Linked DNA regions of Homo sapiens: region 1 is linked to region 2. Evidence: read pairs that join two places in POLR2A ChIA-PET (ENCODE). Cell type or tissue: HCT116. All regions are shown on one strand. Each heading gives the region's core, and the rest is flanking DNA. Links, peaks and the distances in the headings are about the cores only.

Region 1 (12,876 bases), core at 2,091-10,090, 84 kb before region 2:
ATTTGTATATTTAGGTGGTGGAGTTGGATATGTTTTAAATGAATTTACTTAGTTAACTTTCTGATTTTTTTTAAACATAATAATATTTTGCTTTTGCTTATAAATTTAATTGAACATAAAAATGTTTACTGAGTATCTGCTATGTGAAGAATGAGAACCTGTATTTATAAAACACATTTTGAATTTTTCTCAATATTTTACTGTGAATCTGTTATCTCTTTTCGAAGAGAAGAGGCATAAAAAGAGGTTCAAGACCTTCCAACAAGCATGCTCAAATCAATAGAATGGTCTGGGTTTATTTTATAGACAGCAAATATTTTTTAAAAGGAAAAGAAATCAGTGCACTTTATCCAGAGGAAGAAAATGGATAACTATCTTATTGCATTATTAAATCAATAGTGCTAGGATAAGGAATACAACCACCAGCATATAATATTAGGGATTACAGATTAGCTTTAGATATACTCAGTGTGCTTTTGAATCCAAAATTTTGTATTTCAACACTAATTTCTCTCCTGAGCTCTAGTACCAGAGTCACCACAGTTTAAGTGATAATTCGATTTATATAGAGTTCTCAATATTAATATGACCAAAAGATTGTTTCTCAAAAAGCTCTTCTGGCCCCTCTTCCCCGTTTTAGTAGAGGTACCACCTTCACTAGGTTGCTTGGACTAAAAACCTAGTCGTCAACCTTGACTTCTCTTTCCCCTAAACTTAAATCCAATTTATCAGGAATTTTCATCTACTTTTGAAACCACCTTTGCAAAATTATGACTGAGACAGAGAAAGAGATCTAACTTAACTGACTCCATCTTGCTTCTAACCTCCAAGCTGTCCTTGTTTATTCCTGGGTATAGGCTGAACTAACTTTGGGAGAAACTTAGTTTATAGTTTAAAACAAAGACAATGACAGCCCTTTTCCAAAGCAGACCTCTTTCTTGCCTGGGGACTAGACTGCCTTTGTAGTACTAACATTAGCCATGAGTTAGAAATTATGCATTAAAAGTCATGAAGCTGGAGGTTACAAGAGTCTAACCCTCCCTAAACTGCTCCTTAGATCAGTGATTGAGATATTTTGCAGACTTTTGATCCATCTGCACTTGATGGATCAGCTGGCACCACCCAGACTGATAAACTGGCTCATCTGATCTTGTGGCCCCCACCCAAAAACTGACTCAGTGCAAGAAGACCACTTGGACTCACTATGATTTCATCTCTGACCAATCAGCCCTCTCGGCTCACTGGCCTCCCCCCCAGCCACCAAGTTGTCCTTAAAAACTCTGCTCCCTGAATGCTTGGGGATACTGATTTGAGTAATAATAAAACTTTGGTCTCCCACACAGCTGACTCTGCATGAATTACTCTTTCTCTATTTCAATTCCCCTGTCTTGATGAACTGGCTCTGTGTAGGCAATGGACAAGGCAATATCGAGTGTCAACTTGAGTGGATTGAAAGTTGCAAAGTATTGTTCCTGGGTGTGTCTATGAGGGTGTTGCCAAAGGGGATTAATATTTGAGTCAATGGACAGGGAGAGACAGACCCACCCTCAATCTGAGTGGGCGCCGTCTAATCAGCTGACAGTGCAGCTAGAATAAAGCAGGCAGAAGAATGTGGAAGGACTAGACTTGATGAGTCTTCCAGCCTTCATCTTTCTCCTGTGCTGGAGGCTTCCTGCCCTCAAATATTGGACTCCAATTTCTTCAGCTTTTGGACTCTTGGACTTACACCAGTGGTTTGTCAGGGGCTCTTGGGCCTTTGGCCACAGACAAGGCTGCATTGTCAGCTTCCCTACTTTTGAGGTTTTGTGACTTTGACTGGCTTCCTTGCTCCTCAGCTTGCAAATGGCCTATTGTGGGACTCAATTTGTAATTGTGTGAGTCAATACTCCTTAATAAGTAACCCTTCATATATACATCTATCCCATTAGTTCTGTCCCTCTAGAGAACCCTGACTAATACAGATTTTGGTAACAGGAGTGGTTCTAGAGGAACAGAATTGTAGGGATGTATTTCTTTAGTTGGTTTTAGAGCTTCTGGAATTGGCTGCTTAACATGTTTAAACCCAAAAATCCTAAAGACTACTTCTAATAGTATGGAGAACATCAATAGTCCTTGGTGTGAACTGTTTAGAGAATTATGCAAAATAAGTGCATTTGAAACTCCTAATTCACCACTCATGAGAGGCAAAGAGTTTAGTGACTCTATACATAATACCTTTGACCACATGTGGAGAACCAAGGGATAAAATGAAGTTGGTTGGTTGCTCCTAAGTTCATCGGACAAAGTGATGAAATAAAATAATGAACTCAAGGATTCTAACTCCTTCCTTCAGGAGCACATACTGAGCCTCAAGTCTTCTAAGATTACCCTGAGTGAGAGTCTTGTCTCCTGTAGACGAAGGGCTGAAATTTTGGAAAATCAGATACAACTTCTCATCAAGAGAGTGGCTGACCTGCAATGACAGGTGCACGCTCAGTCTCATCAGCTCTCTCATTAAAGTGAAGGCATTGACTTCACTTTAGAAAAGAATGAGATCCTGCAACTTGGAATGGGGACACGTGGGAGGACCCTGATGAAGCTAGAATCACAGAGCTTGTAAACTCTGATGAGCTTTCTCTGCCAGAGGAAAGAGCCTCCCCACCCCTAGTGGTGGCAACATTTCCTCCTCCACCCATATGCCATCAGCCCTTCCACCTTTGCCTGAGGAGATTAACCATGCACTGCCTGAGTCAACAGTGTTAGCCTCCCCTGAGGCAGTGGCCAGGTAAGACAATGATGATTCTCTTCAGGACCTACCCCCAACACGGCTATTTGCTTTTAGACCTGTAACTAGACTCAAGTTCTGGCAAGACCTTAGAGGTGAGGTTCAGAGTGCGACCCATGAGGTGTGCTACACTCAGAAAGAACTGCTAGAGTTTTCTAATTTATATAAGCAGAAATCTGGAGAACAGTCATAGACTGAATATTAAGGGTGTGGAATAATGGTGGAAGGAACATAAAGTTGGATCAGGCTGAATTTCTTGATATGCACCCATGAAGCAGAGATCCTGCATTTAATGTGGCAGCTCAAGGAGCTGAAAAAGGTTCTAATACCTGGGAGGTGGAGGTTTCAGTGAGCTGAGATCACCGCATTGAACTCCAGCCTGGGCAACCAGAACAAAACTCCATCGCAAAAACAAAACAAAACAAAACAAAACCAAAAAAGGTTCTCATAATTTATCCACTGTGAGAGAGCTGGAAATGCCTGGTCTCCCTTGGTTTAATGTAGAGGAAGGGACCCAAAGGCTTAGGAAGATTGGAATGCTATAGTGGATTCATGACCTTAGATCTACTCATCCCAGCTGGGATGGTCCAGAAGACACACCCTTTACCAATACTTTGTGAAATAGATCTGTGAGGGGAGCACCTGCATCCTTGAAGAGCTCTGTGATTGCTCCTATCTGTATACCAGATCTTACAGTGGAAATTGCAGTCACTCAATTAGACAATTTAAATGCAATGGGAATAATTGGATCCCAAGGTGACAGGGGCCATGTGACAGCACTCAGTCATCAGAGGCAATGTGGACGTAGTTACTGTGATGAACAGCAGAGGCAAGGCAGCAATCAGAATAGTCTGACTCATGTAGAGCTCTGGCATTGGCTAATTAATCACGGTGTTCCTAGAAGTAAAATTGATAGGAATCCCACTGCATTCTTACTTAATTTGTATAAGCAGAGAACTTCCAGGTCAACTGGAAGAAAGGCTAATTTCAATTATGAAAATAGAGAATCACAGCCCCTCAATTTCCAGACATGAACCAGTTTATACACCCAGAACCCTTTGAATGAAAGGGAGGCTGGATCCCTTAAAGAAGGACCCAACTCCACTACCAACAATTTATACTGTTAATCTTTTCCAATCCTTCCCAAGGAGACCTCCAGCCTTTTACCAGGGTAACTGTGCATTGGGGAAAGGTAAATGATCAGAACTTTTTGGAACTATTTGACACTGGCTCTGAGCTGATATTGATTCCGGGGGACCCAAAATGTCACTGTGGTCCTCCAGTTAAAGTAAGGGCTTATGGAGGTCAAGTAATTAATGGAGTTTTAGCTCAGGTCCAACTTACAGTGCATCCCCGGACTCATCCTGTAGTCATTTCCCTAGTGCCAGAATGCATAATTAGCAAAGACATACTTAGCAGTTGGCAGAATCCCCACATTGGCTCCCTGATTGGTAGGGTGAGGGCTAAAATGGTGGGAAAGACCAAATGGAAGCCATTAAAGCTGCCTCTACTTAGAAAAATAGTAAATCAAAAACAATATCACATCGCTGGTGGGATTGCAAAGATTAGTGCTACCGTCAAGAACTTGAAAGATGCAGGGGTCGTGATTCCTACCACATCCCCATTCAACACTCCTACTTGGCCTATGCAGAAGACAGATGGATCTTGGAGAATGACAATGGATTATTGCAATCATAAGCTTAACCAAGCAGTGACTCCAATTGCAGCTGCTGTACCAGATGTGGTCTCATTGCTTGAACAAATTAACACATCTCCTGGTACCTGGTATGCAGCCATTGACTTGGCAAATGCCTTTTTCTCCATTTCTGTCTATAATGCCCACCAGAAGCAATTGGCCTTCAGCTGGCAAAGCTAGCAATATACCTTTACTGTCCTACCTCAGGGATATATCAACTCTCTGGCTTTGTGTCATAATCTTGTTCACAGGGATCTTGATTGCTTTTCTCTTCCACAAGATACCACCCTGGTCCATTACATTGATGACATTATGCTGACTGAAACCAATGAGCTAGAAGTAGCAAACACATTGAACTTATTAGTAAGACATTTGCATCTTACCAATGTATGGGAAATGGGAAATAAATCTGACAATGTATGGGAATTACCCATGCCATTAACAGTGTATGGGAACGGAAAATAAATCCAACTAAAATACAGGGAATTTCTACCTCAGTAAAATTTCTAGGGGGTCCAATGGTGTGGGGCCTGTTGAGATATTTCTTCTAAAGTGGAGAATAAGTTGCTTCATTTGGCGCCTCCTACAACCAAGAAAGAGTCACAATGCCTAGTGGGCCTATTTAGATTCTGGAGGCAACACATTCCACATTTGGGTGTGTTACTCAGGCCTGTTTATTTGAGTGACCTGAAAGGCTGCCAGTTTTGAGTAGGATCCAGAACAGGAGAAAGCTTTGCAACAGGTCCAGACTGCTGTACAAGCTGCTCTGCTACTTGGGCCATATGATCCGGCAGATCAAATGGTCCTTGAGTTGTCAGTGGCAGATAGCCATGCTGTTTGGAGCCTTTGGCAGGCCCCCATAGGTGAATCACAGTGGAGGCCTCTAGGATTTTGGAGCAAGGCCCTGCCATCTTCTGTAGAAAACTACTGTGATTTTTAGAGACAGCTCTTGGCCTGTTACTGGGCTTTCGTAGAAACTGAACGTTTGACTGTGGGTCATCAAGTCACCATGTGACTTGAACTGCCTATCATGAACTGGGTGCTTTGTGACCCATCTAGCCATAATATTGGGCGTGCACAGAAGCATTCCATCATCAAATGGAAGTGGTATATACGTGATCAGGCTCAAGCAAGTCCTGAAGGCACAAATAAGTTACATGAGAAAGTGTCTCAAATGCCCATGATCCCCACTCCTGCCACCCTGTCTTCTTTCCCCCAGCCTACATCAATGGCCTCATGGGGAGTTTCCTATGATCAGTCAACAGAAGAGAAGACGAGGGCCTGGTTTACAGATGGTTCTGCATCATATGCAGGCACCACTCGAAAGTGGACCGCTGCAGCACTACAGCCCCTTTCTAGAATATTCCTGAAGGACAGTGGCAAAGGGAAATCTTCCCAGTGGGCAGAACTTTGAGCAGTGCATCTGTTTGTGCACTTTGCAATGAAGAAGGAATGGCCAGATGTGTGATTATATACCGATTCATGGGCTGTAGCCAATGGTTTGACTGGATGGTCAGGGACTTGGAATAAGCATGATTGGAAAATTGGTGACAAAATTTGGAGAAGAGGTATGTAGGCAGACCTCTCTGGTCAAAAACTGTGAAGATATTTGTATCCCATGTGAGTGCTCACCAATGGGTGACCTCAGCAGGGGAAGATTTTAGTAATCACTGGATAGGATGATTCATTCTGAGGACACCACTTAGCCTCTTTCCCCAGCCACTCCTGTCATCACCAAATGGGCCCATGAACAAAGTGGCCATGGTGGCAGGGATGAGGTTACACATGGGCCCAGCAACATGGACTTCCACTTACCAAGGCTGACCTGGCTACGGCACTGCTGGGTGTCCAGTTTGCCAGCAGCAGAGACCAACACTGAGTCCTCAATATGGCACCATTCCTCAGGGTGATCAACCAGCTGCTTGGTGGCAGGTTGATTATATTGGACTTATTCCCTCATGGAAAGGGCAGCACTTTGTCCTCACAGGAACAGACAGTTACTCTGGATATGGGTTTTCCTATCCTGCCTGCAATGCTTCTGCCAAGACCACCATCCATGGACTCACAGAATGCTTTATCCACCATCATGATATTTCACATACCATTGCCTCTGACCAAGGCACTCACTTTATGGCTAAAGAAGTGTGGCAATGGGCTCGTGCTCATGTAATTCACTGGTCTTACCATGTTACCCATCATCCTCAAGCAGCTGGATTGATAGAATGGTGGTATGGCCTTTTGAAGTCACAATTACAATGCCAACTAGATGACAATACTTTGCAGGGCTGGGGCAAAGTTCTCCAGAAGACTGTGTATGCTCTGAATCCGCATCCAATATATGGTACTGATTCTCCCATAGCCAGGATTCACGGGACCAGGAATCAAGGGGGTGGAAGTGGAATTGGCACCACTCACCATCATCCCTAGTGATCCATTAGCAAAATTTTTGCTTCCTGTTTCCATGACATTACTTTCTGCTGACCTAGAGATCTTAGTTCCAGAGGGAGGAATGCCAATGATTCCATTAAACTGGAAGTTGAGATTGCCACCTGGCCACTTTGGGATCTTCCTACCTTCAAATCAACAGGCTAAGAAGGGAGTTACAGTGTTGGGGACTATCAAGATGAAATCAGTCTACTACTCCACAATGGAGGTAAGGAAGAGTAAGTGTGGAATACAGGAGATCTCTTAGCGTGTCTTTTAGTATTACTATGCCCTGTGATTAAGGTCAATGGGAAACTATAACAACCCAATCCAGGCAGGACTACAAATGGCCCCGACCCTTCAGGAATGAAGGTTTGGGTCACTTCACCAGGTAAAAAACAATGACCTGCTGAGATGCTTGCTGAAGGCAAAGGAAATACAGAATAGGTACTAGAAGAAGGTAGTCATCAATACCAGCTACAACGACATGACCAGTTGTAGAAATGAAGACTGTAATTGTCATGAGTATTTCCCTCTTATTTTGTTAAGAACATGTTTGTTCATGTATACACTCGTAATAAGAAAATATCTTCATTTTATTTCCTTTCCCCTTTATCTTGTGACATACGATTTATTGACTTCATATCAGCATTTGAGTATTGCTAACTTTGTGTAACAATATTTAGGTTAAGGATTAGTGTGCTTCTGGTTGTACAAAGGATAGCTGTATTATGCTAGGCCTAATTATGACCTTATTATTGCCTTTATTTGAAGATTACGTATGATTTCAGGGGATGTTTATGGGTTCAAGTTGACAAGGGTGGACTTGTGATGGTTAATATTGTCAACTTGATTGGACTGAAGGATACAAAGTATTGTTCCTGTGTGTGTCTGTGACAGTGTTGCCAAAGGAGATTAACTTTTGAGTCAGTGGACTGGGAGAGGTGTACTTACCCTCGATCTGGGTGAGCACCATCCAATCAGTTGCCAGTACAGCTAGAATAAAAGCAGGCAGAAGAATGGGAAAGGACTGGACTTACTGAGTCTTCTGGCCTTCATCTTTCTCCCATGCTGGATGCTTCCTGCTCTCGAACACCAGACTCCAATTTCTTCAGCTTTTGGACTTGTGGACTTATACCAGAGATTTGCAAGGAGCTCTTGGGCCTTTGGCCACAGACTGAAGGCTGCACTGTCGGCTTCTCTACTTTTGACATTTTGGGACTCAGACTGGTTTCCTTCCTCCTCAGCTTGCAGACGGCCTATTGTGAGACTTCACCTTGTGACTGTGTGAGTCAATACTCATTAATAAACTCCCCTTCTTATATACATCTCTCTTATTAGTTCTGTCCCTCTAGAGAACCCTAACCCACTATCCTAGCCTAAAACACCTTTATGTCTCCGAGAATTGCTGCAATAGCCAAACTTGTCTTCCTGCATCTACTCTTCCAACAACATAAAGTCAGTTCAGGAAAGTGACAGTGTGTTCCTGTAAAACTTGAAAGTAGTTCATATTGCTCCACTGTTCTAAACCCTGCAAGTGGCTTCCAAAAGAATTTAGAAGTGGGACTCCTTTTACGATCTACTTGACTTTACCTAATACCCTGTCAAGGCCCTTGATTTCAACTCTATACATTCTTTTCTTCCCTCCTTCTCTTCCATCTATAGCCAAACTTGGTCTTAGGGGCCTTGTTCTCACCATTCCCTTTGTCTGTAAAGATATTCCTACAGAAATCATTGTGCTTCACTCCCTCTTGTCATTTACATCTCTGTTCAAATTTACTTTCTCAGAGATGCGTTTAACCATTCTAAGTCAAATAGTCCTCCCTCAAGTTACTATCAAGCTCTTCATTTTGCTGACTTATTTTCATTACCTGAAATTACATGTTTCCTTGGTTATTTGTTTAAAATCTGTTTCCCTCATGAGATTATATATCATAAAGCCAAGACTTTTAAGATACTGAATTAACTTTAATTTTTTTAAATTAAAATTTTATTTAAGTTTGCAATTATAGCTTTAAGCTGAGGGTTTAGAACCTGTATATTATGCAAAAAAATTAACTTTTTAAATAAGTGCATTGGAAATAAAGAATGTTATACAGTGCTTTCATTCCAAAATATCAGTCACATTTTTTATGATGTCTGAATTGCCTAACCCTTGTGAGGCCCTTTCATCTGTTCCGCATTAATTTTCTTATTTACAAGCACTTTATTGACAGTGAGAGGGCAGATACTCAAAGCCCTATTCTTTATCATTCATCCTCTCCTGTGAAATTTGGCACCACTCACCTGTTCAAACTTTTGTCCTACCTGGACTCCTAGACTTTTCCTGATACCCTTTCCCTGCAACTGACACCAGATTAGTAAAATGTGGGGATCAGTTTAGGCTTAATGACCAGCTAGGAATTCCGTGGGGACTACAGCAGCTGTCTTAGAACCATTTAAATTTTTAAAGGTTTTCAATCTTTTATTTTACACCTATTAATTTTGGACTCTTTGTTTATTTATAACTAAATGAAAATCCAACACTCCTTCCCTCATTTTACCCCCCAAAACGGAACACATTGAGATCACTGCTGGCATTCAAACTTAATTAGGTCAGGCGCAGTGGCTCACGCCTGTAGTCCCAACATTTTGGGAGCCTGAGGTGGGTGAATCACTTGAGGCCAGGAATTCTAGACTAGTCTGCCCAACATGGTAAACCCCATCTCTACCAAAATACAAAAATTAGCCAGGTATGGTGGCACGTGCCTGTAATCCCACCTGCTCGGGAGGCTGAGGTAGGAGAATCGTTTGACCCTGGGAGGTGGAGGTTGCAGTGAACTGAGATCACGCCACTGCACTCCAGACTGGGTGACAAAGGGAGACTCCATCTCAAAAAAAAAGTTTCCTTAATCACTGACTTTCAAGTCTTACTTCTCAATATTCTCATATAGACATTTTAGAATATCCCAATCAGAAATATTCTGATATTCTAAATTGACCTATAAGAAATGTTTTCTGGGCATCTAATAGGTAGAAAAATCACCAGATACAGGATAACAGATTGATGAAAGAAAATTTTAAAAATTAAAACAAACACACATTTTTATAATTCACTAGAATGTGAAGGAAGTTGTGGGTGCATACATGAATAAAACTGGTCTTGAGATGATAATTTTCAAATTGAGTAATAGATATATGATGGTTTAATATTCTATTTTCCCTCCTTTATATACATATAAAGCAGATATATACGTAGGTATGTGCAATTAATTGGTTCTCAGTTACCCACTTGATACTCATATATTCTAAATGTTAAATAGAAGGGCTTTAGAACCACTACATGTTTACTTATATTACTATCTACACAATTGAATGAATATTTATCTTTGCATTTGTATGTTTTAAGTTAGGTAGCCCTTGAAATTCACCATTTGTAAGAATGTATATGATTTTGTATGCCATATGATATGCAGAAAAAATTTAAGAAATCAGAATTACTTGGTAAATATTTTTAGGTGTTTGCCTGAAGCATTGGGATGCACTTACAAGGAATGTTAAATCATAATATTGTCTCAGAATGTTTTCATTTGTTTTAATTAGGTAACAATTATTGTTAAGTCACATCACACTCTGGGGAGTGTTGTGGGGTGGGGGGAGGGGGGAGGGATAGCATTGGGAGATATACCTAATGCTAGATGACGAATTAGTGGGTGCACCACACCAGCATGGCACATGTATACATATGTAACTAACCTGCACATTGTTCACATGTACCCTAAAACTTAAAGTATAATAATCAAATAAAATAAAATAAAAATAAAGGCAAAATCTTCAAAAAAAAAAAAAAAACAATTATTGTTAAGTCACTAAAGAAGTTTCAAAAATGAGTGATACATTTAAAGATAAGGTAAAGTTCTTACCTGCATATGGTTTATAATGGGAAGAAAGAAAATGATATACTACTGTGTTTAAATAGGAGGATGGGGAGAGAAGGAGAAAAAGGGAAGGGATATCCATGAATATTTATAAAATAATAGGGACTCTACTCAGTGGCTGCACTAATTCCCTAGGGCTTCCTTTAAAAAGTCACACAAACAGCAGCATTTGGTTGTTTTATAGTTCTGGAGTCTAGAATCCCAAAATCAAGGCATCGGCAAGGGCACCTTCACTCTGAAACCTGTAGAGAGATCTTTTTCTTGCCTCTTCCTAGCTCCTGAAAGATTGCTGGCAATCTTTAATATCCTTTTGCTGGCATTTGCCTAACTTCAATCTTTGCCTTTGCCCTCATTTGGTGTTCTCCTTGTGGTCTCTGTGTCTTCTTTTATAAGGGTGCCAGTCATATTGGATTAGGGGCCTATCCTACTCCAGTATCGCCTCATCGGAATTTAACTATTCCTATAGGTAAAGACCCTATTCCTATTTCCGAATAAGTTACTGGGGGTTAAGACTACAACATCCCTTATTTTTTTTTCTTTCTGGTGGGAAGAGCACAATTCAACTATAACAGTGGCTTATGGGAAATATTAATAGAAGCTTATTAATTGGATGGAAAGATTACATGACAGTAGATATACAATAAAAGTTTTCCCAAATGAGTAAAACTGTATAGATGTATCTTGAGTAAAGTAAGAATATTGACAGATGGAGAAACCAAAGATTTTGTTTGGAAATCTGTGATTAATACAAGTAGACTAGAGAATAAGATGTGTTTGGATATCAGAAGGGGAAGGATGAAAACTTGAGTTAGGTGTATTTTAAGAATAGACTTCATTATCAGAACAATGAAAAATGGTATTCAATTCTCTAGATCATGTATAATCTATACATGCTACATAAGAGGTTGATGTGACTGGATCTGTGTGTAAAAGTCAAATCAATGTAGTAGCATTTTGTTGCTAAGTTGGAATGCATAGAGTGCAGGCAGCTGGAGTTAAGTCCAGGTTAGAGAAAAGACACCCTGGATAAAGTTATGGAAATGGCAATTAAAAGAAAGTGCCATTTTTTAAATCCATAATTGAATTTCTTTATAATAGAATTGAAATAAACTATTCATTTTTATTCCAAGCACATTTTCCTTTTTGTTTAAAGACAAATGACAAAACTCATAAGTCATTTTCCAACATTTGGTGTTTATATTGTCTCTGGAAAGATTCACACCAATTGCGTCAAAGCAGTTAACTTAAAATTATTGCAGATGTACTGTAGTTGGAGATCACGTTATTAAACTTAAAGAAGTTCCGTCTTCCTATATAGTGTTAAACTTTATTTTGTAAAAGTTGCAGTTTAAAAATACCTTTTTTGTTTTTATACGAAGCAAATTGTACACTGAAATGTTTTCTTCTTAGGAAAAAAGCATTCTAAAAATATAGTTAAGGAAGCATTTCACCAAGTCAAGAAAAATATATTTAGTTTCAGCTAAAAATAAATGTGTCCAAATGAAAACTGCATGCCAAACAATAACTTACAAATGTATTCATTCGTTCAAAAAAGTTTTATTGACTACCTATTATAATTAAACAACTACATCCAGCTAAGTTAGGACGTTTAAAAAAAGAAAAGCTTTCCAATGTGGTCTCTTCTTTAAAATTCCTCGTATTGAATAAATTAATGTATGATTCTTACCAAAATAAGTATTATTCAAGGACAAGAGTGATTGTTTATACAAGTGGTATAAATAAAGTGTTTGTAGCAGACGGTGTGTGCTGCTAATCCAATAGTACCACCAACACTTCATTTGTCTTTATCATCAGAACCCTTCTACCATTCAGGTATCAGAAAGCTACCTTCTATTTGATCTTTATTAGTCCAAGGCCATGTACTCACAGTAATTTTATTCACCCTCTTAAGAGATAGTCATGTGAATGGCCATGTGATAATTCTAGCAAATAATATATGACTCTGTCGGACATGTCTGGGAAAATTCATCCTCACTCTTAAAAACAAACACAAGAAAAGGGGCATACCTTCTTTTATCCTTGTGACTTTTCAAAGGCCTCATTTTCACTTTATG
Region 2 (12,876 bases), core at 1,912-9,911:
GGCAGGAGAATGGCATGAACTTGGGAGGTGGAGCTTGCAGTGAGCTGAGATCGCGCCACTGCACTCCAGCCTGGGCTACAGAGGGAGACTCCATCTCAAAAAAAAAAAAAAAAAAAAAAAAAGTAACATTTCCAAGAGTACTGGGAAAGTGGCATTGAGATTGATGGCTATGGGTTCTACTTCCCCAAGCCCAATGAAAATGAGACCATGCCTGGAAAATAAAAGCATAACAAATAAAATAGTTATGGAATTCTGTTAACACTGTTCTTACCTTCTATCGACTCAGTAAATATGGCATTATGATTAAAACCCTGGGGTTTGAAACTCAAAGTACTGGATTTTAGTTTATGTAGTTGTATTTACATTTTATGTTGGACACTTTAAACTCTTGGAAACTTTAATTTCTGTATTTGTAAGATTCCTGTCCCATGGGAGGAGTATAGGGATTAAATTAGAAAAATTTATTCTGAAGAATTATTTACAGGTATCAATACAAGTGGATATCAATAATGAAATGCATATATATGGTGAAAAATTACTATGGGGAATCATATCAGTAGAATAGGCAAAATTACTGGGGATAGATGATGCCTTGAAAGCTAGGAGTTGATAATGTACTGCAAAACTGATTCTACATTTAGTACATTGAAGATCACATATTTAACACAATGCTAATCACTATGCATATATGCGGGTACATATGTGTGTGTCTATCTGTATGCATATACACATACTGCATATATACATTTAACACCTGCAGCATTACAAAGTTACCAACTTATGTTTTGGTTCCAGAGACAAGTATTTATTTTTTCAAAACATGGTTTTTATTATCCTCTTGTCAATAAAAGTTATTATACAAATATATTTTTATATCTCAAATGGTGCTTTTCACAATGTTATTTATGTGACTATAATGGAAAAACAAGTTTAAAATTTAAAATTTAAAATTAATAAGAAATTAATAAGTTAAGGAATTCTGTTAATACTGATTCTTACCTTCTATCAACTCAGTAAATATGGCATTATGATTAAAACCATGTGGTTTGAAACTCAAAAGTACTGCATTTGAGTTTATGTAGTTGTATTTACACTTTATGTTGGACACATATTTCTAAACTTAAAATTATGTTGTTGTTTTTTTTAATTGGCCTTAGTTTATTTTAGTCTTTATTATCTAGATTTTCTCAACTACATGATATTATTCTTTTGTTTTAAAAGTGTTTATGTAATACAAGTCTTGAGTTATATAAAGGAGGCTTATACTCAATCATTAATTTTATTTAACACAGTTCATAAGAAAGCACAAAATTCTACTCAATCAAGTAAGTCAGAATTCATTATAACATTCAGGTCCACCCTAATCAATATATCTGCTCTGTGTAGCTTAATTATTCATATATACTGTACAAGCGAAAACTGATTCCAAAGCCTTGCAAGTTGAAACTGATGTCCAAGGAGGATAAAAACACACTCTCTGGGTGGTTTTGAAGGTTGAGGTTGGAAAGGGAAAAATAGGGCTGTTAATCATTAAAAATTTTAAAAAAAAGGTGCAATAGATGAATATGCTTACTTTGGCTACAATGACATTTGGTAACATTGAGAATTGTCCAAAATATAAAAAACATAATAGGTTACCAAGGCAAGTACCGAGTTAATCCTCTGGCTTTCCTGGTCTTTTCACACAGGCTGTATAAACACTTGTTGGAGACAGCGTATGGATAATTTAAAATTGATTAAATGGCAGAACTAGTTGATCTTAAAAGCCTCTACTTTTTTTTTTTTTTTTTCTGAGCCACAGTCTCACTCTGTCGTTCAGGCTGGAGTGCAGTGGTGCGATCTCAGCTGACTGCAACCTCCGCCTCCCGTGTTGAGGAGATATGCTCCTGCCTCAGCCTCCTGAGTCGCTGGGACTACAAACGTGGGCCACCACACTCAGCTAATGTTTTTTTTATTTTTTTTTTAATAGAGACAGGGTTTTGCCGTATTGGTAACTCAAACTCCTGGCCTCAAGTGACCCGCCTGCTTCACCTCCCATAGTGCTGGGATTGCAGGCATGAGCCACCGCGCCGGGCCCAAAGCCTCCACATTCTTATGTATTACAACCTTTCATCTTCTTATATGTAACTCTACCTTCCAGCCTTTATAAAGAATTGTCTCAATATCAGGAAAATGTATCTCCCAACTCCAGACTTGTCCTTGCTTCAGTCCATTTTTTATATTGTTTTCCATGTTGCTGCCAGAATATTTTCAAAACAATAATATGATTATGTCATGACTCTTCCCCCTGTCCTCCAAACTTTTATTTCACTTAACAGTTTTCCCTGCTTGTAGCACAATGCACACTAAAGCACATCTAACAAGGCCCTTCACCTTAAAGATTTATCACTTTTCCACCCATGCCATATGCTCTTCTTTCAGGCATGCTGGGCTAAATGCTATTTGCTGAACTTGTCATTCACTAACACTTAATAGTTTAGCTAGTTTATTCTCTCTGTACATTAGGCAAATTCAAAAGGATTCTTTAGTGCACTTGCAGCCTGTTACGTCTCTGAAAAGCTTCCATGACTACTTTTTATGCAGTTAGGCTTTTCTTTTGCGAGCCCCTTAATACTCTGTGCATGTCTTCTTTGTAGCATGCATTGCATTAAGATTGTTTGTGTATGTGTTTATTTACCTCCTTCAATATGAGCCTAGAGAGTAGGAATTTTTTTCATTCTTTTATTTCCTTATCTCAGCAGAATGCCATGCATATATGGTAAGTTGCCAATAAATATTTGTTAAATGACCAAGTCAATTTACCATTCCAATTCTTACTAATCTTCATATATTGGCTAATAATTAGGACTTTATGTAAACAATGGTTATAGATGGAATGATCGTGAGATTGTAATGTATAGGCCAAATAAAATTTTGTTCTGTGATTACAGTGCAGATAATCAGAGTTCTGTAAGATAAAATAAAGTTTAACATTAGTCTAAATGTACCCTTGGAAACAAATTAGGTGACTACTCAAGAAAGAGAAAGCTGAGTATACAAGGAACTATCGATAATTTACTAGGAGTGATGTGTACATGGAGGTAGTAAGCAGGAAAGTCTGGATAAATAAGAAACAAAAAACTAATTAGTTTCTTCCAGAAAATAAATAGAAAAAAATAGGAGACAAATAAGATGGTTGTTAAATGAGATGATTTCCATAGTAGTCTTCTAAAAAGCTTATACTTATTTTGTTCCATCTATCTATATATCTATCTAATCATCCATCCATCATCTATTCTTCTATCCCTATATAGGAGTATGACTTTTGAGTTGAAAAGTGACAAACATGATGAAACTTAAACAATTCAAAACAATATACATATAACTCTAAGTCTTATCCCATTGCCATACGACATTAATCTTCATTCCAAAAGAGCACAATTAACAGTTTTTATATGTATGTATAGTTCAAGAAATGTTCTAGACTCATGGAAACAGATATTTTGTTCTGCATAAATAGTGCATATTACACATACTATTTGCTTTTTTAAGAATTAATTTTAAGGTTATTCTAAACCAGTATATTTTGATAGAGTTTTTAATCAGTTGAATACTATTCTCATATATGATTGGGACTGTAATGATCTTCCTCAGTCTTTTATCAATAAAAATTGATTCCCATTGTTTGCTCTTCAAAATAGTGCTGCAAGAAATAGTCTTCTAATTGTGCCTAGCATATTTCTGTGAGTTATCTGTAGGTTTCATTTCTAGAAATGAAATTTTTAAGATTTATAATTACTACAATTTCTAGGTAAGCCTCTCCCAACATTTTCAATTGCAAGAATATATTGGTTGTTATCTCTTATGTTTGTGTGTGTGTTTTTCTTTATATACATACATAATCTAACAGTAATTCTGTAATTAGTCCTATTACTGAGTACATTTTTTATAGCTTTTAGTTATTCTCTTGGGTTTTAAATGTACACAGTCTTCAAATGTCAATGTTGCCTTATAGTTCCCAATTATATTTTCTTTTACTTTTCTCATTCCTGATTTAATAGAACTGTTTTATCATTAAATATGGTATGCTTTGGTTTTAAAATTATGTTAGGGAACTATTTATTTGAAAAAATTTTGTGAAAACACTTGAAGGGTGTTCAGCATAATATTGGGCAAAATTAAGTATTGTTTCTAAAGCTGTGTAGATTCTATGACAATTGAACTACTTATATGGTGAATTGTGTTAATAGAGTTCATAATATTGAACCTTTCTAGATACTCTTCCTTAGTCATGGTGTATTAGTCTTCAAAGTGTTCCAAGATTCTAAATTTTTAATATTTTATTTGAATTATTTTGGATTGATATTCATAAAGGAATTTGGTCAATAGTTTGTGAATACGTGTGCATTTATGCATGCATGAGCACTATCGTAGAGAATATACTTTTGTAAAATAAAATTAAGAGGTTTCCTTTTCCAATCTGTGCTCTAGAATAGTGTCAATAATTTTCTATTACTTAAATCTTTATAGAATTCACCTGAAAAATTCTCATTGTTGTCTTATTTGTAGAATGACTGGGAGTAATTCTTTGAAAATATTTCCAGTCCCTTATGCAGTAAATGACATGTTCATATTTCCAAGGTCGACTTTGTTTATTTGTAGTTTTACAGAAAAATCATTAATATAATGCAGGTTATCAATTTATTGACACAAAGATAAACAAAATATCCCTGATTGTTCTTTTTAATCCTCTTTACATGTTTACTTTTTTAGCCCCATTTTATTTACATTTGGGGTATTTTTGCTTTTTCCCATCCCAGTTTTCTTTTTCTTTTTTTCTTTCCCTTTTAGGTTTACTAAGCATTTTCCCAGTTTGTTTTCTTTAAGGTAACACTATATCTCTTTTTACATTAATAAATTCGTGTATATATATATATATATATATATATATATATATATATATATATATTCATTCATTCCTTTTGCTTTCCCAGTTATGTGCAAGGGTGTGTGAGTGAGTACAAAATATGTTTGGAAAGGCTAAAGAACAATAACAAAATGCACATTCAGGTACCACCACCAAGGCCTTTTACCTGTTCCTTACAATTAGTAACTACCCTAAATTTTGTTAATCATTCACCTGATTTTATTTATAGATTTTACTATCTTTGTGTGCTTCTATGAATAGTATATTCTATATATTTTTTTGTCGCAATGCTAGCCCAAGACTCCCTTCTCTGAGACATTCTTCCTTTTTCATGAACATAGCTAGCACCAGTTTGTGACTTAATAGTTTTATTAGCTAGTTACATGACTATTGAATTTTCAGGTTCCAACAGCCTTCTTCCAGCGTGCTCTCCCTCTGTCCTTTTCAGTCCAAACTGCCCTGTTTATGCTTGTAACATTCCAAAGAATCTCATGGGTCTCCTGTGTAAGTCACAGAGACTCACTCCATTAGACAGGAGGGCTCTTCCAAAGGACTTTTCAAGATAATTTCTTCTCTTTCTTGGTTTCTGCCGAGGTGACTGATGAGATCAGTGAATCATGTGCCTAATCACTTCAAAGACCCTTCTTTGTGACTCAATGCTATGACCTTTTATTCCTTCTGAAGCACTAGAAAAAGGTTGTCCAGTAACATACTTGGTTATCTCTCTAAAGCATGCTTTTTAAACAGTGAATATTCTTATTTTAAATTTTCTTCAGTCTGGATAGGTTGAAAATTCCCCTAATTATCAAGTTCCAGTTTTGTTTTACTTAGTCATTCTTCCCTCAATTTATCAATTCTTTTCTCTCTCTCTCTCTCATTTTATTGTAAACAGCAAGGAGAAATCAGAACACATCTTTAAAATTTGTAGAAGATCTAAGCTCTGTATCCAAGTTCATTGCTTACAAGTTTTGTTTTCCACATAAATGTAGGACATAATTCAGCAAAGATTGGCCACAATACAACGAGGATCCTTTTTTCCTCCAGTTTCCAGCAACATGTTTTTCAATTGCTTCTGAGGCTTCACCAGCACCACTTTTATTGATGATTTAGGTTTTCTCTAACAGGTTTTCTCCACATAATTCTCTTTGTACTCACCCTCAACAGGAGGATTTCATATTAACTACCAAAATTCTGGTTCTGATTATTTAGGTTTTCTAAAAAACAATCTTGCTTTCCTCTACTGTGTTCCTCACTTCCTTCTCAGCTATCTCCAGCAGAGTATTTAATATTCATTTTCTAATAACAGTCTGTTCAAGGTATACCATTTAAAATGCTTCTAACCTCTGGCCAGGCACGGTGGCTCACGCCTGTAATCCCAGCACTTTGGGAGGCTGAGGTGGGCGGATTACGAGGTCAAGAGATCGAGACCATCCTGGCCAATGTGGTGAAACCCCGTCTCTACTAAAAATACAAAAATTAGCCGGGCATGGTGGCGGGTGCCTGTAGTCCCAGCTACTCAGGAAGCTGAGGCAGGAGAATGGCGTGAACCCGGGAGGTGGAGTTTTCAGTGAGCCGAGATCACGCTACTGCACTCCAGCCTGGGCAACAAAGCGAGACTCCATCTCAAAAAAAAAAAAAAAAAAAGAAAAAGAAAAGAAAGAAAAAAAAATGCTTCTAGCCTCTATGCAGTACCCAATATGAAAGCCACTTCTGCATTTTTAATTATTTGTTAAGTAGCCCCCCATTCCAGTTACCAGAAATCTGTATTAGTTTCTTATAGCCACTGTAAGAAATTACAAAAGAACACAAATTTATTATCGTACAGTTCTGGAAGTTGGAAGTCTAAAGTGGTTCCACAGGGCCACATTCCTTCCTTCCAAAGACTAGAGAGAATTTGTTTCCTTGCATTTTGCAACTTCTAAGTGTTGCCTACATTCCTTGGCTTGTGGCACCTTCTTCCATCTTCGAAACCAGAAGCATAGTATCTTCCTTTCTTTCTAGACTTCCATTCTCACATAATCTTCCCTCTTTTTCTGAACCTTCTGTGTCCCTTTTACAAGAATTCTTGTGATTATATGGAGTCCACCTTTCTCAATATCATTAGTTCATTCATACTTTAAAGGTTTTTTGTACTATGTATTCTAGAAATTAGGACATAGGCAACTTTTTTTTTCTTTTTTTATTTTTGAGATGGAGTCTCACTCTGTCATACAGGCTGGAGTATAGTGGCACCACCTTGGCTCACTGCAACCTCCACCTCCTGGGTTCAAGCGATCTTCCTGCCTCAGCTTCCTAAGTAGCTGGGATTACAGGCCCCCCACCATCATGCCTAGCTAATTTTTTGTATTTTTAGTAGAGACGAAGTTTCACTATGTTGGCCATGCTGGTCTTGAACTCCTGACCTCAGATGATCTGCCCCCCACTTGGCCCCCCAAAATGCTGAGATTGCAGGCATGAGCCACTGTACCCAACTGGACATAGGCAACCTTGAGGATTTATTATTCGCCCTTCCCCAGAAGGGGAAAAATTATTGTCATTACCTGGTACCTATTTAATCACTATTTTGGAAGTATGGGGGTGGGGCAGAGGGAATGGGGACAATTTACTTTTATTTTACAGATTTCTGTTCCACAAAGAACCATGACTATACTTGAAAGACAAGAAACCACATCAACTGGAAAGCCTGGCCCCTGAAATGAATGCATTGCTTTCAGTAGGATTTGAAACTTTTTGTTTTTGTTTGTTTATGTTTCCTTAAGAAGGTGGCTGGTGAGTTCTATATATGGAAAAAAGAAAAAAATTATTGACACTTTTCACACACACATACAAACAATTATTGTAGGAGAACCAGATCGATAATCAGGAAACCTTTTCATTTTTGTGGGAACATAGGAATATTAAAATTTCAAGGCCCCCTTAATGTGATATATGTCACTTCCATGCTTATTCTTAAACAATTACAGCAATCTCTGGGTTTTCTCTATATTCTTTGGCTAAATGGATATAAAAGTTGAGTGGAGAATTCTGAGGAAGTCTTTGAAGATGATGCTGCATGATGCAAAAAGAGGCAGGATCCATTAATATAACTTACAAGACTACTCATGGAACACCTGACTGAACTATTGTCCTGACTGAAAATAAATTATTATTGTTTGTTTAGCCAGTGAGATTTCTTTTTACTTTTTAAATTTTGTGGGTACATAGTAGATGTATATATTTATGTGTTAATGTGAGATATTTTGATACAGATATGCAATGCATAATAATCACATCAGGGTAAATGGAGTATCCCTCACCTCAAGCATTCATCCTGTGTGTTACAAACAATGCAATTATACTCTTTTACTTATTTTAATGTACAATTAAATTATTTTTTACTACAATAACAAGCAAATTCTAGGTCCTATTCATTCTGTAGCCAGTGAGCTTTGTATAGTGGTTTGTTATCAAAGCTAACATTTCTTGCTCTAATATGCTATATTTCATTTTAGTATCAATTTTTCTTACCCAAATAGGGAAATGTTATTAATATTATTTTTTATTTCTAATTCTAACAATTATATATAAAAATCCTTTGGCTTTTCGATGTGCATTGCCATATTATTTGTGAATAATGACTTTTATTTATTTCTAATGCTTACCCCTTTCTTTTCTATAGAAGAATCTGAAGGTGTTTTTATTTCCGTTTTCTCTTATTTCACTGGCGAGGCATGCCAGAACTGTGTTGAATAGAAGTTATGAGTACTAATGGTAGGCTTCTTTGGGTTTTTTGATGTTAAATAAGATTAACATCAATATATGATATCCAATACAGTTTCACTTTTTTTTTTATATATAACTTTCATCTGATTTTTTTTTCAGGATAAGAAATTTCCCTTCTAATTTTAGTTTGATAAAAATACTTTTAAAAACAATAAAAATAAATGGAATTCTGCTAGATATTTAGTCATGCACTGATACAATAATGTATTTCTTCTTTTATTTGCTGTGGTAAATTCCATTCTGTGACTTTCTGTTTATCCAACTGAAGCAGGGTATTTCCCTGACCCCTTCACGGGACTCGCAACAGTGGTACCTCGTTTACTCAGCCCACTGCTCTCAACTCCTTGCGGGAGGGAGAGCACAAATGAGGTGGAAAGTGGAGTACACAAGGCTGGAACAGGCCTGCTGCGTCGGCACTGGCAGGAACAAGCTCCACGCAGGCCCACTGGCAGCATCCGGAGGGGGTGCCTCTCATTCCTGAAGCCCAAGAGGGCCTGTTACAGGACTCTTTTAGCTCTGCCATCTGCAAATGGCTTAAGTGTGAATAGCTCAGTGGGCCCTTTGCCTTTTAGTGTAAGGTGGCTGCCCTCCACTAGCGAGGGCAAAGGGCCAGTGCGACAGCCTTTTGTTTCCCCACTGTGGCTCCCGAGCTCTTGTCTGACATCTAGGAAAAATGAGATTGCACAAACAAATTGAAGGATGGTAAATGAGTGGGATTTTATTGCTGATAAAAGTGGCTTTCAGTGGGAAAGGGAGCTGAAAAGCAGATGAGAAAGGTAGGTAACCTTCCCCTGAAGTCCAGTCATCTCCATCCGGATTTTTCTACAAAGTTACACTGTTAAGCTCTCTAAAGTCAAGCCACTTCTTGCCAACGTCCAGCCATAGTCATGTCTACCAGCTGAGTCTGGGGTTTTTATAGGCATAGGATGTGGGGCAGAGCAGGCCATTGGTAGTTTAGGAAAAGGCAACATTGGAGCAGGAAAACAGGGATAGAGGTTCTCACTTTGGGCCACGGGTTTCAGGCTTTATGGCTTGAAGGTGGGATTTTGTCAGGGACCCACCCCTGTCTGCCTAGAATTTCTGAGCCTCCTGTCACTATCACAAACATCACAAGCAATCTGCTTTTTGGAATAAAGTCAACTAGGTTATGATGTATTATTTTTCAAATACATTGCTCAGTTTTATTTGCTTGTATCTTATTTAGAATTTTTGCATTCAGCATCATGTGTGTTTTTAGATGCTGGCATAATTTTTTCATATTATTAACTTTTAACATTCTGAGGCATCTGTTCATATCCCTTTTGCTCATTGTAGCTTCTTAATAACATTTCGAGGTCTGGAGAATCTGTAGTTATATCTCCTATTTCATTCCTAACATTGTTTATGTGTGCCTACTCTCCTTTTTTCTTGATCAGTCTCACCAGAAGCTTGTCACTTTTATTAGACTTTCAAAGAAACAGCTTTGGCTTTGTTGATAGCAAACATATGTTTGATTTCTATTTTATTACTCTCTATTCTTATCTTGACTGTTTTCCTCTAATTTCTTTAAGGTTTGTTTTACTGGTCCTTTATTAATTTCCTAGGAAATATGCTCTCTTCAGTTCATTATTTTTCTTTTCTAATATAAGCATGTATATAGAAATAAGTAAACTTTTTTTTTGTAAATTGGCTGATAGTGAATATCTTAACTTATGCAGGACATATATGGACTCTGTCAAATATCTTTACATTTTTTAAACCCTACTTTTAAACCCTTAACAAGTGTTCAAAAATTCTTATCCCAATAGCTGTGCAAAAACATCAATAGGCTGGCTTTGAGCAACAAGCCAGTTTACTGACCCTTGATTTGGCCTATTTCTCTTTAAGTAATATAACCTTAACTGATAAGTTTTGAAATATTTTTAATTAAGTTTATAAATATTTTCCAATTTCTAGTAGCACTGTGACTTTGACTCAAAAATATTTGGAATCTTTTTTCTTAATTTTGTAGCTTATACTTTCCTGGTCACCATTTTATTTTTAGTAATCTATTTATACTCTCTGTAATACAGATTGTAATGTCCTTCCGAGCCCTTGAAATTTGTTGAGGTATATTTTACAGTAAGTGAATATTCTATATATATTTGAAAACAGTATGTATTTTGTATTAGATTCAGTGTTCTATAGGACCTATATACCTTGTTAATTTTCTTAGACAGATTCTCTATGCATTCATCTAAATCTCTATTCTACCATTTTTGTAGGTATTGTTAAATTCGTAGATGATAATCAATGTAACTATGTAATTTCTATAAATTTTGCAGCTATGCAGCATTTGAATGTAATTTTTTAAAGTACTGATAAATATGTATTTGTAGCATCTCATCTTGAAGTTTTCATTTATTGTGTGTGTGTTTTTTTTAAGTTGTTTCTGGATGGAGATTTATTTTGATTTACCATTCTTTGGATACTTATCCTTCTTGAATATGTAGGTTGGCGTCTTTTATCAGTTCTTGAAATTTTTCAGTCATTATCTCTTCGAAGATAACCTCTTGGAGTATAATGGGTAAAGGATAAACACAACAAAATTGAATATGAGTTTATTGTTCAAACTGGAAATAGATAAATCATTATTTATTAGATTATATATTTGTGTATTTAAATATTTTATCATAAGCAGTTTTTAAAGCTGCTTAAGTTTTGGTTTTTGTGTATGTCTAGAGTATAACAGTGTTTTCATATGAAATGTTATTAGAAGAACATTATGACTGTATGTCAGATACCATGGTAAAAACTAATTTCAATTACTATTTTAATTTTAATTATGCTTCAGGACATGAATTTGTATTAATAGATCAAAGAGGAATAACATAGAATGAATGAGTTAAATGGTCTCAATGTCAAATAGAAAAAGCAGAATATTAATAAAAAGTAATCTAGCCAGAGTTGCTTATCTAAAGACATTTCTCTATAGCACATCTTGAGTTTTACCTTTTCTTCTTTCCTTTCTTCTTCATCATCAGGCTTACTGAAAATAACAGCAAGTTGCCAGATAAGATTTTCTGGATCCATCATTTGTAACAGTATTTCATTCTGTATAAAGTATATTGGAGGTAAAAATAATCACACTGAAAATCAGACTTTAAGTCTCCCAAAGTCCTCTTATTATGGATATTATATGAACTACTAAAATTTAATTTATAAACATCTATATACATTAACTAAATGTTTAAAGACTTATGAAAGTATAAAAACAAAATTCTCACACAATAAAGAAAGTGCTCTTACGGCAAATGACTTCCCAAATCTGATATTACATACTCAGCAAATGGAAGTTCTCTGGAGCACTCAATCAAAGCAATAACAGAAGTTGCCTTGTTGGGGCATTCTTTTATTACTGGCCAGTCCTTTATGCAAAGGAAATAAACTGTGTACATAGATAAGAGCAAGAGACAAAGAGAAATAGACTAAAACATTTTGATTAAAAAACCTTTCAGAATTGAAAATTATAATGTGACTAATGGCAATTTGTCTTAATGTTTGTTGTTCTAATGCTATTTGGAAAATGCCAGTCGTTATTTAAGATAAATTACCAAACATGGTGGCTCAGAAATATAACCTGAGGATATATTTTAAAATGTTGATATTGGATAGTCTCAAAATTGTTTTACCATTTAAGAAATATCCCTGTGATAGTTCTCTCTTGCCATGCTGCATGGAGAATGGTTGTAAGTACACATGATGCCTAGCTGAAATTTTCTGGTTCCAAAGCTCAACAGAAACTGGCAGAAGCTAGTTACCATGTTACCTTCTACCAAGTGCCAGACAGATATTGGGGTAAATACCCCAGTAAGTAAAGCATATGGATACCTCTATTTTGACTTATCTGGCTAACTATAATGCACTTTAAGATATTTCAACAAAATTTATCTGGCAGGAAATTAATTCTGGAAGACATTTTTATCCATAAAAAACATGGATTATTAGATCTGAAAATCTGAATATAGCATTGTCTCTAGGCTGACATCCAGCATGTTCAGGAATGCCACACTAATCAACTTCCCTAGAAATTTTATTTGAACAAAATACAAAAAACTTACTTCAAGGAAATTAGGTATAAGGAAAAACTTACTTAAGTATTAGGGGAAAAAGATCATTTTACTGAAAAATGAGTATTGGCTAACCAAGTATTGGATCCATTTGCATCCACGTGAATATTGAAGATGGAG

What was found. ChIA-PET counts read pairs that join two places held together with the same protein. Peaks named below come from ENCODE experiments on the same cell type or tissue, not always from the same donor. Only the 100,000 strongest peaks of a DNase experiment are listed, where the experiment ranks them.
Region 1: POLR2A ChIA-PET joins it to region 2 with 8 read pairs; 2 of 35 experiments call an interaction of 5 or more read pairs at or near these places.

Annotation. Positions count from the first base shown.
Region 1 is chr13:66,173,359-66,186,234 of GRCh38, reverse strand. No RefSeq gene overlaps it. Among named protein-coding and RNA genes, the nearest start is that of MIR4704, 38 kb to the left of the region's middle. In HCT116, for the core only: no CTCF peak of the experiment used is centred there; a DNase peak (open chromatin) is centred at 5,157.
Region 2 is chr13:66,089,017-66,101,892 of GRCh38, reverse strand. It overlaps LOC105370245 (a long non-coding RNA gene), which reads right to left. Exons shown (of 3, transcript XR_942035.1): 3 at 11,645-11,740. Among named protein-coding and RNA genes, the nearest start is that of MIR4704, 120 kb to the left of the region's middle. In HCT116, for the core only: no CTCF peak of the experiment used is centred there; no DNase peak of the experiment used is centred there.